3 separate regions of the Mus musculus genome follow, and regions 2 and 3 are each linked to region 1. A link is a loop called in an ENCODE intact Hi-C map of the cell type or tissue named here. Cell type or tissue: heart. All regions are shown on one strand.

Region 1 (2,500 bases):
CTAGGGTTGCTTAATTATACATGTCTCTTGCCCTTTATACAAACTCCCCGTCCCCTTCTCAGTGTGGATGCACTGAATAAACCCCTCGTTTTTCACAATTACTTGTTCCTTTCTCATATGAAGATAGCTGAGGGAGGGGAAGGGGTAGCATGTAAAGGCTGCCAGAAGTCAGACTTTTGACCTGAAAACTTCAGTTATAAGCCAATGATCCAAAATCCTATGAATTAGAGTTACAATCAATCTAGGGCAGTGGTTTTCAACCTGTGGGTTGCGACCCTCTTGGGGGTCACATATCAGATGCCCTGTATATCAGATACTTATTTTATGATTCATAACAGTAGCAAAATTAGTTATGAAGTAGGCAATGAAAATAATTTGAGGTTGGGGTCAACTCAACATGAGGAACTGTATTAAACGGTTGCAGCATCAGGAAACTTGAGAAGCACTGTTTTAGGGAGTCAAGCTGAGTAGCCAGTTTGCCACTTGTGTTAACAAAACAATGTTAGCTACTTTCAAAAGGACAGAGCCTTTATTCTGGGAGAAGAAATCAGAACAAAAGTCAGGACGGAACTGCACTGGAACTTCTGCTGCTGCCTTTCTCAAACATTTTTAAACATAGATATAGAAATGTTACTGTGAAAAGCTACATGTGACACTACTCATAGCTAGGAGTCTCAATACGTGAGCAGTTTTTGGTTGGTTGGTTTTTGTTTGGTTTTGATTTGATTTACTTTTTTCTTTCTGTTAGAAAGAAAATGGAAGTGGTTTCTATAATAATGAACATATCTAGTTCAAAACAGCCCCTTGTGCACACATCATTGCATGAAGTAAAGAAGGACATGCAGGAAGACGCTTATCTGTTTGTATGTGTTTGCAATGTAAAAATTCTTTTCTACGTACAAAGCTTCCTGCATAACTTCTTTCTCCCCTTCTCCTGCCCAATGTTCTCTGTCAAGCTGGTTTTGCTTATGGGGAAACAGACAAGCAACAAACACAAAGAGTTCTCTTAACCTAACCCTCAGTCAGTTTTGGAAATGCTTCTTCCCCCTTTGTGTGTGGGGGGTCTGGGGACGGGCAGAGGGCAGCCTTTTAAGAAACCCTAAAATGTCTCATTTATTCTCTTTCATGAAGAAACAGGAGGCTGATGAGGGTGTGTTAGTAGTGCCCTCAGTTAATCAAAGAAATAAGAGTCCCTGTAGGAGGAAGTAAATAGGGTGACATTTAATAAAGGGCTTAAATCAGGCTGCAGAGAAGACAAATAAAAGCAGCTGTATACCGAGCCCAGAAGAACTGAGTTATTTTTTCTAGCGTTTTAAAGGCAGTAAGGAAACTAACCAATGTATCGCTCCCTTTCTGCCTCTGAATAATTCAACTTGTAACCAAGATCCATGTTTTTCAAAGACAAAAGTCAGCTGTAGCAAAGTACACTGAACTGTAAGCTCGTCAAAATGATATGTGACTGACAGAAAAAATGTGCAGGAAGACATTTCTAAGAAAACAAGACACTTTGTAACCAGCCAGTTTTCTATTTTATTAAGCCTGAAATCCCTATGTCTTAATCCCCCTTTCCTACCTACCGCCCTCCATTTTCTTCTGGAATCTTTTACTTTCTTTTCTGTCTCTTGGCTTCTGTCTCTCTCCTCTTTTAAACCAATGTGTTTTAAATATTTACTTGTTTGTAAGAACAAAGCCACACATTCAAATTAGGAAAGTGATCCCCACCTTGTATGCTGCTCCAAGCCGGAGATCCAAGAAATCAAAGTAGTTAACAGCTAAACTGGAAGTGCAAGCAAAGGGAGAAAACAACTTCAAGTAAGAATTAAGAAACAATTCTTTGCCTCAGCAATATTCCCTTGTGCTTCTAACTAGCTTGTATCTGTGACTTGTTGTTCGCTCATAAAAGAAAAGGTTAGCACCCAGAAGCATTAAACCCAATCAAAATACTTTAAAAATTCAACGGATGCTAGAAAGCAATATGAATTTTTCTGATCGCCCCCCCCCCCCTCGGAAAGCGCTTCGGTTGCTTTTGGAACTCTAAACTGCTTTCCAGTCTCAGGCTTCACAGTAGATCTCTCAATAGAGAAGCAGCAGACGTGCCTATCCCCAGCTCAAATTCAGAAGCTCTGAAATTCCAGAAGCGATGGACTGGAAAGAAAAGACAAGGAGGGTGATAAAATAGTTACCTTGAGTCTCGAGCCAGGTACTGCCAAATCGAGCTTCAGTGCCTGTCTGCCTCAGTGCTGTGAGGGCTCACCTCCACAGAGGAATGCCTTTCTGTTCTTCCTCTCCCTTGCTGTGTGTTTTGGTGCTTGATTTGAGTTTTCCTCTTTAAAACTAGCAGTCTTGTAGACCCTCCTCCTCTGCTATGACATACTTGACTTCCTCTCCAGCTCAGCCAGCCTCCCGCTCTATTCTGCAGCCAGACAAGAAGCAAAGCAAAGCAAAGCAAAGCAAAACAAAACAAAACAAAGCAAAGCAAAGCAAAGCAAAGCAAAGCAAA
Region 2 (2,500 bases), 200 kb before region 1:
TAAATGATTTCAGAATAATTTCTTCTATAATTCAGGTTTTCTATAACAGTAATACTCCATTTTTTGTTTTCTTTATTTAATCCATAATGATTATGTTAATTTCTGCCACGACTATTGTGTGCCTGTCAATTTTTACCTTTACTCTTGTCTGAAAATAATATTTGTAGTTTTTAAAAATCATAAACGCAATGCATATTTATTCATCAAATTCACAATCTTATAAAAATAGAAAATAAGAATTATTTACAATTTCAGCTCTTACTAATAATTACCTTTATCATAATGGAGTATAGCCTTTCAGATTTTTTTCACACATACAGTCTACAAGCTTTTTGATGCTGACACCTACACACATGTATTGTTTCCATTTGTTAAGAAAACCATAAAAAATAACCCCAAATATCGTCTATTATTTTCTCCTAACTACAGTGCATTTAATGTATTTTTTAGAGACATGTAATACTACATGAATTAGCCACCATCTTTTAGACACAGGGATTATTTTATTGTATGGCAAAATCATAGTATTCCTGTCACAGACCCATTTAACTAGCTAAACGCTATTTTTTAAAATGCCACGTTGTTTATATATACTTTTCGAATTGATTATTAGGTCTTTCTAAACAAAGGTGCAAATCCTTAAAATGTCCATTTGTATTTTCAAACTGCCCCATTACAACAATTCATACTACGACTAGCATGAGAGTGCATTTTCTCGGCTCCTGGTCAACAAGGTTTAACGTTCTTTTTTTTTTTTTTATCGCTGCCAATATGATAAACCCGAAGGAAAAATCTCATTGTGTTTATTTGAATCCCTTTGATTAGGAGCGAGCCTCATCTTTTCAGAAGCCTGTTGGCCGTTTCTCGGCTTCTTTTGTAAAATGCTCGCTCCCGCCATGCCTTCCCTTCCCCCAACCGGGCGCTCATTCTCCCTTTTTGCTTTGTCAGAGTTCTTTACTATTCATTTTTCGTCCTTTGCCTGGGATCGGTTCAATTCAGGCTTTCATCCTTTCACTGCCTCCCAGATTGCGAACCCACATTCTCCATTGGTCTTTCAGTGGCTGCTAAAGAAGCTGCCTCCCTCTTCCTCCTCCTGGCCTCCTCCCTTCCCCCCTCGCCTCGCCCGCCTCGCCTTGGTCCCCTGGCTTTTCTCTCCAGCCTCCTTCCTTTTCCTTCTCTTCCCCCCTCTCTTTGTTTATTTCTCCCTCCCTCTCCCTCTCCCTCCCTCCGCCCCCCCTCCTCTGCAGGGCAGGAGTTTTGCGCTCGGCCGCGAGACGCTCGCTGGGCTGGCGCCGCGTCAGCAGGGGGCGGGGCGCGGCCGGGGGCGGGGCGGGGCGGGGCGGGGCGGGAGCGCGGGCGCCGCAGCTGCAGGAGTCGCTGGGAGTGCGCGCGGGCAGATCACAAGGCGGCGGCAGCGGAGACGGCCTGCAGGACCTGCTCTCTCAGCCCTCAGCCGAGGCCTACGCCGAGCCGAGTGCGCAGCCGACGACCGGGAGGAGCCGCAGCCTTCAACTCTGAGGTACTGTGATCCGCGCTGCCCGCCGGGCCGCCCCAGTCCGCTGCTGCGGCACCTCCTTCCCTCGCGCCCTCTTCGCTCGCCAGCGCCTTCCCTGTGAGCCTGCGTCACCGCGGCCGCCATGGCTGAGAACGGCGAGAGCAGCGGCCCCCCGCGCCCCTCCCGCGGCCCTGCGGCGGCCCCAGGCGCGGCCAGCCCGCCGGCCGAGCCCAAAATCATCAAAGTCACTGTGAAGACCCCCAAAGAGAAGGAGGAGTTCGCGGTGCCCGAGAACAGCACCGTGCAGCAGTTCAAGGAAGCGATTTCCAAACGCTTCAAATCGCAGACCGATCAGCTCGTGCTGATTTTCGCCGGAAAGATCCTGAAAGATCAAGATACCTTGATGCAGCATGGCATCCATGATGGACTGACTGTTCACCTGGTTATCAAAAGCCAGAACCGTCCGCAGGGCCAGGCCACCACGCAGCCCAGCACGACTGCGGGAACGAGCACGACGACCACGACCACCACCACGGCGGCGGCGCCGGCGGCGACGACATCATCGGCTCCCAGGAGTAGCTCCACACCTACCACCACGAATAGCAGCTCCTTTGGGCTGGGAAGCCTTTCCAGCCTTAGTAACCTGGGCTTGAACTCGCCCAACTTCACCGAGCTTCAGAACCAGATGCAGCAGCAGCTCCTGGCCAGCCCTGAGATGATGATCCAGATCATGGAAAATCCCTTTGTTCAGAGCATGCTTTCGAATCCTGATCTGATGAGGCAGCTCATCATGGCCAATCCACAGATGCAACAATTGATCCAGAGAAACCCAGAAATCAGCCACCTACTGAACAACCCAGATATAATGAGGCAGACGCTGGAAATCGCCAGGAATCCTGCCATGATGCAAGAGATGATGCGAAATCAAGACCTGGCTCTCAGTAATCTCGAAAGCATCCCAGGTGGCTACAATGCTCTGCGGCGCATGTACACTGACATTCAAGA
Region 3 (2,500 bases), 190 kb before region 1:
TTGGAATCCCCAGCACCCATGTGAAAGACGAGGCATTCATGTGTATGCCTCTAACCCTTGAAATGTGGAGTGGAGACATCCCAAAAGCTTGCTGGCTAGCCAGGTTATCCCAAAGGTGAGCTTCTGCTTCAGTGAGGGACATTTCAAGGCAACGAGGCAGAAAGCAGTAGCGGAAAGCACCTGATACTCTACTCTGCCTCTACAGGCTTATGTGTACCTTCACACATGTGTATGCACCACACACAAGGCACACACTCAGAGACAGAGAGAGACGGACTGAGGGAGAGAGAGAGAGACAGAGACAGAGAGAGACAGAGACAGAGAGAGACAGAGAGTCAGAGAGAGACAGAGAGAGAGTTAGTTCTTGGGCTAATGTGTATATTAGCAAACAAGCTAATTTCAGAAAATATGCTATAGTTGACTATTAAAAATATTCATGAGCATGATAAACAAAAACTGATATTCTGCTATAATATGGATTTCACAATACCATCTTGTCATATAGTTAATTTCTCTGTTACATTGGAATAGCAACAATCCCTAGTAAAGTCATTGTTATAACAATTTTATATCATAGCACAACTTTTTAAAATTAAATTTTATTTTTTACTTATCCACTTTACATCCCACACTGCCCCCCTTCTGGCCACCCTCTCCCACAATCCTTCCTTGATCCCCCCTTCTCCTCTGAGTAAGTAGGGGGCCCCTGGGTATCTTCCCCCTCCCCTGACCAATGCTGGCACTTCAAGTCTCTGGGAGGCTAAGCACTTCTTCTCCCACTGATACCAGACAAGACAGCCCAGCTCTAGAATATATCCCACGTAGTACCATTTTTATGTTCCTTGGTTTATCAATAAGGCTAGATAGCTTCCTTAATGTTGCATTGTTATCAAGTGTCAAACTCAAGATTTGAACCCAATTCTGAGATTCTAGAATATTTTCCTAACAATTCCATAACTATGATTTTGCTATACTATACTAATTTTGTATAATATACTATACCACATTAAATCTATTAAATATATCCACCTATTAATCTATCATTAGAGACTGTAGAATTTTATATCAGGTGGCCTGGTATTGCTCAGTAGACACTTATCTCTTGTTAAATAAACACATCTTTGCTGCTATTTACCTTGGAACAGGTTACATAAAAATGCACGCATGAGAACCGTCTTTGTCATAAATGAAAAAGCAATCTAGAGTCCTGCCTTTGTGACATTTGAGTTAAGACAATATTTGAAACTGCTTTTTAATATCATCTGTTTGCAGTGGCCTAATACATGTGGTATGTCTGAAGTTGGCAATCACTTGTGCTCCAGCTGCCCTGGACGATGTCTGCTTTAGGCTGCACTGTCTCTAGAGACCTCGGGAGACAATAGCAATTGTGTACCTCACTGAGGCTTTTGACAGTTCCTTTAAATGGCCTTGAGAATCAAATGGAGTAGCAATAGTTAGATCAGTGGTTCCCAACCTGTGGGGCGCGCCCCCTTGTGGGGGTGGAGGTCGATGGCCTTTTCACAGGGTTCACATATCAGATATCCTGCGTATCAAAAATCATTACATTACGATTCATAATAGCAGCAAAATTACAATTATGGGGTAGCAACAAAAATAATTTTATGGTTGGGGGTGTCACCACAACACGAGGAATGCTATTAAAGGGTCGAAGTATTAGGGAAGTAGAGAAGCACTAAGCTAGATGATAAAAGACAGAGATAATAGGCTGTAGATGGTTAGCGCTTTGGACCGACTGTGTTCAGTCAGTCAATGCATATGTGCCAATCAATGTGGATAGATATTTCTTGTCCTGTTACAGACGTACACAGAAGACAGAGAGCCTAGGGGAAAGATTGAATCTACTAGGATTCAATCTAATAGAACCTAATATGAATTGCTATTCATTGCAGAATTGAGCTTCCAAGAGTAGGTGGTTATGTAGCTTGAGTGTGGCATATGTGAAGAAGACTGGGTTTTATTTACTATAAGTTCAAGATGAGCTAGTTGTGTGGGGTTACAGTGCATACACATGTAATGAAATTTTAGACGTTGTTAGAAGAGGCATGATGCCCAGAACAAAGAATGTTTTGTTCTGTACTTGATAGTTTATGTGGGAGTCTGGGCCATATCAGAGTGCTACAATTAAGATGTGCATAGATAACTTGGAAAGTGACCAAGATGGTGAGTGGGTTCCAAACAGACACAACAATTATTGAAAAGGTCAGGAATGCTTTCATCTAAAGAGATGGTGGGTAGCTTCAAGTAACGGAAGGCCTGCCACGCAGGAGAGCAGTGAGGTTTTACTTGGAGTACCTCCAGAGGGCAGATTAGTGAAGACAAGACAAGAAACCTGAAGTTTGCCCTGCGGTTACAGACTTTGTAGCAGTTAATCATAGATACCTTCCAAGCTAATTGAAGGAGAAGTTGAATCAGAAGCGCACTCTGTTGAAATGGTCAAGAATGGTTTCATGGGGCTGGAGAGCTCAGTGGTTAAGAGCAC

Evidence for each region. Hi-C counts contacts between places; a loop is a spot of excess contacts. Peaks named below come from ENCODE experiments on the same cell type or tissue, not always from the same donor. Only the 100,000 strongest peaks of a DNase experiment are listed, where the experiment ranks them.
Region 2: it touches region 1 in a loop (2.6-fold over the local background); 6 of 42 quality-filtered maps call a loop at or near these places.
Region 3: it touches region 1 in a loop (2.9-fold over the local background); 6 of 42 quality-filtered maps call a loop at or near these places.

The regions. Positions count from the first base shown.
Region 1 is chrX:153,693,902-153,696,401 of GRCm38, forward strand. It overlaps Kctd12b (potassium channel tetramerisation domain containing 12b), which reads right to left and starts at 2,379. Exons shown (of 3, transcript NM_175429.4): 1 at 2,184-2,379; 2 at 1,723-1,777. In heart, no CTCF peak of the experiment used is centred here; no DNase peak of the experiment used is centred here; H3K4me3 peaks cover 1,661 bases; H3K27ac peaks cover 1,561 bases.
Region 2 is chrX:153,496,817-153,499,316 of GRCm38, forward strand. Ubqln2 (ubiquilin 2) reads left to right here and starts at 1,416. Exons shown (of 1, transcript NM_018798.2): 1 at 1,416-2,500. The coding sequence starts at 1,638. In heart, no CTCF peak of the experiment used is centred here; a DNase peak (open chromatin) is centred at 1,295; H3K4me3 peaks cover 2,130 bases; H3K27ac peaks cover 2,169 bases.
Region 3 is chrX:153,504,684-153,507,183 of GRCm38, forward strand. No RefSeq gene overlaps it. Among named protein-coding and RNA genes, the nearest start is that of Ubqln2, 7.7 kb to the left of the region's middle. In heart, a CTCF peak has its summit at 1,492 (motif pointing left); no DNase peak of the experiment used is centred here.